Linked DNA regions of Homo sapiens: regions 2 and 3 are each linked to region 1. The links are chromatin contacts, found by Hi-C or POLR2A ChIA-PET in ENCODE. All regions are on one chromosome and are shown on one strand. The core of a region is the stretch at or near the end of the contact, and the rest is flanking DNA. Distances in the headings are between cores, read along the strand shown. Region 1 holds the start of LINC02733 (long intergenic non-protein coding RNA 2733). Region 2 has its middle 57 kb from the start of LINC02733. Region 3 has its middle 40 kb from the start of LINC02733.

Region 1 (2,788 bases), core at 79-2,578:
GTCTCATTTTGTACATTAAATTGGAGGAGCTGATAGAAAAAATAAGAAGAAAATATTTCTAAGTGAAAAGATTAAGCATATATATATATTTTTTTGAGACACAATCGTGCTCTGTTGCCCAGGCTGGAGTGCAGTGGCATAATCATAGCTCATTATAACCTCAAACTCCTGGACTCAAGCGATTCTCCCACCTCAGCCTCCCCAGTAGCTAGGACTGTAGGCACATACCACCACACCTGACTAATTTTTTAATTTTTTGTAGAGGAGGGAGTCTCACTATGTTACCCAGGCTGGTCTGGAACTCCTGGTCTCAATCGGTCCTCCCGCTTTGGCCTCCCTAAGTGCTGGGATTGCAGGCGTGAGCCACTGCGCCTCTTCAGAACTAGGTGTAATTTAATTTTCTTCTTTATATTTTCTTAGATTTTCTAATTTTTATTTTCAAATTAACATTTATTAATTTGTAGCTAGAAAGGAAAACTTCTACAGATTGTAGAGACCAGGTTTTGCCATGTAGCCCAGGCTAGTCTTGCACTTCTGAGCTCAAGCCATCTGCTCACCTGTGCCTGTGGCTGCCAGCTCTGCAAAACCCTTCCTGAGATCAAGAAGGGGAAGCAACTTACCCAGGTTCACTCAGGCAGGTTTTGTGAATCCAAAACCATTGCTCTTTTATAGCTTCCTGTTTCTCCACTTGGGATTTCTTCCAGCTGAAAGCTTACTCATTATATGAAGGCTCAGAGCTCCCAGGTCAATGTCATCTTCTTCATGGAGCTGTGCCTGGAGATGACGCCCCCTTTCTCTGCTCCATTAAACCCGGTGTCTTTCCTGCTGTGTGTGCCAGCGGCTGTGTTGTGGTTGTGGGTGTGCTTGCTTTCGAGTCTTCGTTCTGCTATAAGCCCCTTGGAAGTAAGGACCACACCTTAGGTATTTCCATCTCTCCTTATGCAGCATCCAGGTGCATCACTCACGTGCAGGAGGGATTGGCTGAACACAGAGGCAGGTTAACTCAAGAATAAACTTTATTATTTGCTTTTAGGTGCTGTAGTGTGACGTGAAGCAGGTAGCTCATAATTGTGAAGATAAACTTGTGGAGTAGGTGGGTTTTGAGGTCCAGTAGGAAGATAGGCCCCACACAATGGTAGTTTGATTATTAATCAGCGTGGAGCAGGTGAATCAGCTGTTGCATTCCCCGGGAAGAACGCGGGCTCGGCCGGCCTGTGCTGGACTCTGGCGCCCCCAAATGGTCACGTGGGTTTATTACACATCGGAAGTAAACAGCTTTTACTGATGATGAAGTAGTGACTGTCTTGGTAGCTCTCTAGAAGCTCATTCGCCTTCTCTTTAAAGTTACACTTCACAGAGGCAGGATAATCCATCCGGTCAAGGAGAAAGGAAAATCGGATTAGGGCTTCCAATAAACCTGTAATATTTTAGGTGTACCGCTGAGTCATAAATATCAGCTAAGTCTGTTGTATCATCACCTGTACTTCTTTTTGCGCATCTTAAAATACCATTTAAAATAACGAAAAAAATCTACAACTTAGCTCTAGAGTATCATGCCTCCAAAAGACACTGGGTTTAATTTTTAGATGTTTTCCCTTTTTCGTTGGAGGTAAAAATAAAATTCAGGATTATGTTTTTCAGACCTATGTTTGTTTTCATACTTGTAAAACCTACATATGTATCCATAAACACACAGAGTATTGATTTGTGTTTCAATTTTAAAAAATTGATGTCACACTGTACCATTCTGAAGGTCTTTTTTGTTTGTTTGTTTGTTTTTTGAGATGGAGTCTCGCTCTGTTACCCAGGCTGGCGTGCAGTGGCGTGATCTTGGCTTACCGCAACCTCTGCCTCCCAGGTTCAAGCGATTCTCCTTCCTCAGCCTCCTGAGTAGCTGGGACTACAGGTGCGTGCCACCACATCTGGCGAATTTTTGTATTTTTAGTAGAAATGGGGTTTCACCATGTTGGCCCTGGCTGGTCTTGAACTCCCAACCTCAAGTAATCTGCCCACCTTGGCCTCCCAAAGTTCTGAGATGATAGGCACGAGCCACCACACCTGGCCATATCTTGCTTTTATTGATCAACATTGTGTTTAAGAATTATTCATGTTGGTACATATATTTCTAGTTGATTCACGTTTACCGCTGAAAAATTCCTCGTATAACTATGCACGTATATATATGTGTGTGTGTGTGTGTGTATCTATATATATATATATATATTTTTTTTTTTTTTTGAGACACAGGTTGTACTGTTGCCCAGGCTGGAATGCAATGGCACAATCTCTGCTCACTGCAACCTCCACCTCCCAGGTTCAAGCGATTCTCCTGCCTCAGCCTCCCGAGTAGCTGGGATTACAGGTGCCTGCCACCATGCCTGGCTAATTTTTTGTATTTTTACTAGAGATGGGGTTTCGCCATCTCTCACTTAACTAAGGTGATCTGCCCGTCGAAGTGCTGGGATTACAGGGGTGAGCCACTGCGCCTGGACTTTTTTTTTTAAATTCATTAAAATAATAGAAAAATAGAGACAGGGTCTTTGTGTTGCCCAGGCTGGTCTCAAATAGCTGAGCTCAAGCAGTCCTCCAGCCTTGGCCTCCCAAAGTGCTGGGATTACAGGTGTGAGCCACTGTGCCTGGTCTTTATGATATCTTTTTGTATTCCAAAGTCATAAGATAGTCATTTAATTTTGAAAATTATTTTAAAAATTTGCTTTTTACATTTAGATGCTTAAATCCCCTTGATTTTATTTATGTAGTTGGTGCAAGGTGAATGCTTCTTTATCTG
Region 2 (2,788 bases), core at 98-2,597, 57 kb before region 1:
GAGAACACATGGACACAAGAGGGGAACAACACACACTGGGGTCTGTAGGAAGGTTAGAGGGGGAAGGAGAACATCAGGAAGAATAGCTAATAGATGCCGGGCTTAATACCTAGGGAATGGGTTGATCTGTGCAGCAAACCACCATGGCACTGCACATGTACCCTGGAACTTAAAAGTTGAGAAAAAAAAAGTGATCTTAGTAAGTGCAAAAGACTGGAATGAGATCTTCCAATCACGTCTGACTCAACCTCTAATTCTTGCTGTGAAAATGTATATGATATATTAAAAAATCAAATAAAAATGGCTTTTAGAATCGTATAAAAAAGAAAATAACCTGAAATTCCAAGAAAACAGGCAAAGATGAACATTAAAAGCATTAGGATGGTTGTTTGTAGGGGAGAAGGGAATAGGAATTGTGATAAAAGAAAATAGCTTAAATAGCTTTTTTTTTAGACAGGGTCTCACTCTGTCGCGAAGGCTGGAGTGCAGTGGTGTGATCTCGGTTCACTGCAACCTCTGCCTCCTGGGTTCAAGTGATTCTCTTGTCTCAGCCTCCTGAGTAGCTGGGATTATGGGCATGTGTCACCACACCTGGCTAATTTTTGTATTTTTATTATTTTTATTTTTATTTTTATTTTTTTTGAGATGGAGTTTCACTCTTGTCACCCAGGCTGGAGTGCAATGGCGCACTCTCGGCTCACACAACAACTGCCTTTCAGGTTCAAGCGATTCTCCTGCCTCAGCCTCCCCAGTAGCTGGGATTATAGGTGCCCATCATCACATCCAGCTAATTTTTTGTAATTTTAATAGAGACGGGATATCACCACGTTGTCCAGGCCGGTCTTGAACTCCTGACCTCAGGTGATCCACCTGCCTCGGCCTCCCAAAGTGCTGGGATTACAGGTGTGAGCCACCAAGCCCGGCCATAATTTTTGTATTTTTAGTAGAGACAGGGTTTTGCCATGTTGGCCAGGCTGGTCTCGAACTCCCGACCTCAGGTGATCCACCCACCTCGGCCTCCCAAAGTGCTGGGATTACAGGCGTGAGCCACCGCGCCTGGCCATAATTTTTGTATTTTTCCATGTTGCCATGGAACATGGCATGTTGTATTTTTAATAGAGACGGGGTATCACCATGTTGGCCAGGCTGGTCTCGAACTCCTGACCTCAGGTGATCCACCCACCTCAGCCTCATAAAGTGCTGGGATTACAGGCGTGAGCCACCATGTCTGGCCAGAAAATAGCTATTTTTAAAAGGAGTGCAAAGTGAGGGTTTCGCACAGAAACTGGTATGTGGTAAGTGCTCCCTAAGTGTCAGCTATTACTAATTAATTAAGAAACAAGTAGTCCAAAGACAGTCAGTGTGTTTCCCCAAGCACACATCTTGGTAAGTTCCATGAAGAGGCATGGTCTGTAACTGTCTTGCCATGATCATTTTTTCAGGAGCCTAGAGCAGTGTTTGGCAGTCGATATGTCTTGAATGATTGAACAAAAGCTAGTTTGTGACAGAGCCACCCAGCGGAATGTTCACCTCGTCCAACTCTTCTACACAATCGAGAGAAACATTCTTTTCTAATTTCCTTCCTTTTTTAGAAAAAATTAATAGACCTTGGTTCTGTCCCCAACGGTCTGAATTAGGGGTTAATTAGGGTTAACCACATTTTGTATTTATATGTCCTTTCCTATGGAGACATCAAAGCCCAGAAATGTCACCTCAATGCCCATACAGCTTTCCCCTCACCTCCAAGAGTGACAGAGTGAAATTTAGAATCCCAGGCCCTTGCAGGTAAGTCTGACAGTTTCAGTGAGCTCTGGACGGGGAGGTGCCCACAGGGTTTGTTGGTCCAGAAAGCAACAGAACTCAGTAGGCTAAAGGGAAGTGAGTCAGTGTCTTAATGCACATGGATTTCAAAACAGTAGGGACTGCAGACTTCATGGTGTGAAGAAACGCATCTGACAGCTTTGTTATTACATCAGGAAAGCTGCAGTCAGCAGACACGTACGGGATGTGGGAGGTTTGTTTTGACCACACCCCTGTCAATAGTTACAAGATAAGCCAAAGCAAGAAGCACAGACACCATGCCTGGCAGAAAAGCGGCCGTTTGCGGAACTATTTTATGTAACACAAAACCACGTTTTCGGTCCGTAAGGCAGGGTCTCCACCTCATTGTGTGTGCACAGATCAAGCAATGACGATGGCTCTTGCCTACAGGAAGCAGCAGAATGTCCATGACCTTCCCCAGTGAGATCATCACTTCTACGGTGCCTGGGACTTCCTTACCTCTTTTTAAAGATCTCCCTCTGTGACAGCCCCCACCTTGCTCACGGAGGACTTAGTCTTCTTATTTGAGTCTTTAGAGCCAGCAGTGGCTAGCATGTTAGACTCACCTGGAGAGCTTTTAAAAAATCCCAGTACTTGGCTGCACTCAGACTGATTAAATTAGAACCTCTGGGCACACACACACAAAAAAATGCTAGACGCGATGTCTCACGCCTGTAATCCCAGCACTTTGGGAGGCCGAGGCAGGTGGATCATTTGAGGTCAGGAGTTCAAGACCAGCCTGGGCAACATGGCAAAAACTCATCTCTACTAAAAATATAAAAATTAATCAGATGTGGTGGTGCATACCTGTAATCCCAACTACTCAGGAGGCTGAGTCAGGAGAATCTCTTGAACCCGGGAGGCAGAATTTGCAGTGAGCCGAGATAGCACCACTGCCTTCTAGCCTGGAAGACAGAGCTAGACTCCATCTCAAAAATAATAATAATAATAAAAAGAACCTCTGAGG
Region 3 (2,788 bases), core at 146-2,645, 40 kb before region 1:
ATGGTGACAAATGAGCTATGTTTTAAAAGGATCACTTTGGGCCGGGTGTGGTGGCTCACTCCTGTAATCCCAGCAGTTTGCTAGGCTGAGGTAGGTGGATCATCTGAGGTCAGGAGTTCGAGAATAGGCTGGCCAACATGGCGAAACCCCGTCTCTACTAAAAATACAAATACAAATAATAATAATAATAATAATAATAATAAATAAATAAAATTAGCTGGGCATGGTGGCAGGCACCTGTAATCCCAGCTACTTGGGAGGCTGAGGCAGGAGAATTGCTTGAACCTGGGAGGAGAAGGTTGCAGTGAGCCGAGATTGTGCCATCGCACTCCAGCCTGGGTGACGGAGCGAGACTCTGTCTCAAAAATAATAATAAAATAAAATAAAACAAAAGGATCACTTTGGCTTCTGATAATGGATCTTAGGGGGACAAGAGGGGAGGTAGAAAGGCAGGCAGAAAGCTCCTGAAGGAGTCTCATGATGGGGACATCCACAGCTACAGCCACCCTGCACCTGAGCAAGTCTCTGAGCCATCCCCGCCCTTATCCCCTTGCACATCCTGCAGTCCTATCCCATTTCTGCAGTCCTCTCTCCCCTTACACAGTGAACATAGTTCAAATATCCTGCCCTGGCTGACCCCACTCCTAAGCCCCCAGACACTTTCTCTGTAGACAATTAGGTGACCCTGCTTCACATGTCTTGAGGATAAAATATGACACATGCCTCAAATCTGGGTTTTTTTTAAAAGGGAAATATCTTTTATTTTATTTTAGACAAGTCTTGCTCTGTTGCCCAGGCTGGAGTACAGTGGTGTGATCTTGGCTCACTGCAACCTCTGCCTCCTGGGTTCAAGAAATTCTTGTGCCTCAGCCTCCCAGGTAGCTGAGATTACAGGCACCCACCACCACGCCTGGCTAATTTTTGTATTTTTAGTAGAGACGGGGTTTCCCCATGTTGGCCAGGCTGGTCTCGAGCTCCTGACCTCAGGTGATCCACCCACCTCAGCCTCCCAAAAGTGCTGGGATTACAGGCGTGAGCCACTGTGCCCAGCCATGACTGTTTTCCCACTGAACTTTAGACAACTGTATCTTTGAGTCTTATCTTTGCAGTTCAGCTGACCACAGGCAATTGAGTGGGCCTTGAAGGAAAGAATGTGGAACTGAATCTGTTATCTGGCAGCCACCTGGGAGACTGGCAGGGCAGAGACGGTTCTGACTGTGGTGATTAGGAAACAGGGCCGCGTGGATGCACCTGCAGACTGGGTCACCAGAAAAGATACAGATCACTGGAGTGTGTGAGACCAAACTGGAATCCATGGGGCACGTGACATCCTCGAAAGAGTAAAGGCAGGTGGGGTGAGTTAGAGTGGTTGCAGTAATAGTGGCACACACGCTGTGCCACGGGGAGTGAGCTGGAGGTGCCCAGGGCTGGGGCCGCCCTATAATGCCAGCTGGAACACACCTTGCTGTTGCTTAACTAAGAGTGAGCCTCTCTTATCGCTCCTCCTGCAACGTTAACTACCATAAACTGTTAGCAGTTGTTACAACCGCCTCTGCCCCAAGATACCTTGGCTCCACTCCCACCTGTTCTCTGAGAAGCTGCAATACAAATTAACTCATCAAAAAAGGTCAAGACATCCAGTTAGTTTGGAATAAAGGGAGAAGAAGAGGAGGGAAGTAGAACTGACTGTTGGAGGAGGGGGCAGAGGAGTGGATTGGAAAAGGATAAATACTGTTTTTTACAATTGTAAACAAGTTATTTATAATATTATAATAAAGGATATGTTTTATTAAAAATACAGCAGATTATTTCAAGGTAGGCTAAACTAGTACTACACACACTGTGTCCCTGGGACAGGACCTGGTCCATGAACTGTTGGTTACCAGTCTGAGAAGAAGTAAGTAGAGAAGTTAAGAGAAATTCTTTAGAAAGTTTTGTAGCAATTGGACAGCACAATTTTCTGTCTGTTGTGAAAGGAAAATAAATCTTGGGACTCCAAAATCACCAAGCTAAAGGGAAAAATCAAGCTGGGAACTGCTTAGGCCAAACCTGCTTCCTGTTCTATTCAAAGTTATCCCCCTGAGGCTCACCTAAGACAAATGCATATCTGATTGCTTCCCCTGCCCTATTTATTTATTTATTTATTTATTTATTTATTTATTTATTTATTTTTGCGATGGAGTTTCACTCTTCTTACCCAGGCTGGAGTGCAATGGCCTGGTCTCGGCTCACCGCAACCTCCACCTCCTGGGTTCAAGCGATTCTCCTGCCTCAGCCTCCCGAGTAGCTGGGATTACAGGCATGCACTGCCACGCCTGGCTAATTTTGTATTTTCAGTTGAGACGGGGTTTCTCCATGTTGGTTAGGCTGGTCTCAAACTCCTGACCCCAGGTGATCCACCCGCCTCGGCCTCCCAAAGGGCTGGGATTACAGGTGTGAGCCACCGCGCCTATCTGCCCTACCATTTATGTAAAAATGAAGATTCACTGAGACAGCCTTCAGTGGAAGGCTGATCAAGGACTCAAAAGAATGCAACCTTCTGTCTCTTATCCACTTCTAACCTGGAAGCCCCCACTTCCAGTTGTCCCGCCTTGCTGGACCGAATCAATGTACATCTTACATGTATTGATTGATGTTTCATGTCTCTCTAAAATGTATGAAAGCAAACTGTACCCCTGATGACCTTGGGCACATGCCTCAGGACTTCCTGAGGCTGTGTCACAGGCATGTCCTTAACCTTGGGAAAATAAAGTCTCTAAATTGACTGAGACCTGTCTCAGATATTCGG

Evidence for each region. Hi-C counts contacts between places; a loop is a spot of excess contacts on that map. ChIA-PET counts read pairs that join two places held with the same protein, here RNA polymerase II (POLR2A). Pooled maps may share reads with other maps.
Region 2: a map of CD4-positive, alpha-beta T cell shows a loop between it and region 1 (6-fold over the local background). The contact joins the enhancer-like site here to the promoter of LINC02733 in region 1. A Hi-C loop is called at or near these places in 7 of 168 maps with a recorded cell type or tissue (CD14-positive monocyte, CD4-positive, alpha-beta T cell, CD4-positive, alpha-beta memory T cell and 4 more), 2 of 37 single-sample maps with no recorded cell type and 12 of 50 pooled maps. POLR2A ChIA-PET finds 5 or more read pairs at or near these places in 9 of 52 experiments (CD4-positive, alpha-beta T cell, CD4-positive, alpha-beta memory T cell, H1 and 6 more).
Region 3: a pooled map shows a loop between it and region 1 (2.9-fold over the local background). The contact joins the enhancer-like site here to the promoter of LINC02733 in region 1. A Hi-C loop is called at or near these places in 4 of 168 maps with a recorded cell type or tissue (CD14-positive monocyte, Caco-2, PC-9 and 1 more) and 3 of 50 pooled maps. POLR2A ChIA-PET finds 5 or more read pairs at or near these places in 5 of 52 experiments (H1, IMR-90, Panc1 and 2 more).

What each region holds. Positions count from the first base shown.
Region 1 is chr11:62,080,994-62,083,781 of GRCh38, forward strand. It overlaps LINC02733 (long intergenic non-protein coding RNA 2733), which reads right to left and starts at 1,329. Exons shown (of 3, transcript NR_183616.1): 1 at 621-1,329.
Region 2 is chr11:62,023,709-62,026,496 of GRCh38, forward strand. No RefSeq gene overlaps it. Among named protein-coding and RNA genes, the nearest start is that of LINC02733, 57 kb to the right of the region's middle. RefSeq lists an enhancer at 1,880-1,979. Within about 2 kb of position 1,348, at least 29 of the 41 ENCODE cell types and tissues checked have a DNase peak (open chromatin) inside an H3K27ac peak, as active enhancers do; they include CD14-positive monocyte, CD4-positive, alpha-beta T cell, CD8-positive, alpha-beta T cell and 2 more, where a contact is called at or near this core.
Region 3 is chr11:62,041,001-62,043,788 of GRCh38, forward strand. No RefSeq gene overlaps it. Among named protein-coding and RNA genes, the nearest start is that of LINC02733, 40 kb to the right of the region's middle. Within about 2 kb of position 1,396, at least 7 of the 41 ENCODE cell types and tissues checked have a DNase peak (open chromatin) inside an H3K27ac peak, as active enhancers do; they include PC-9, where a contact is called at or near this core.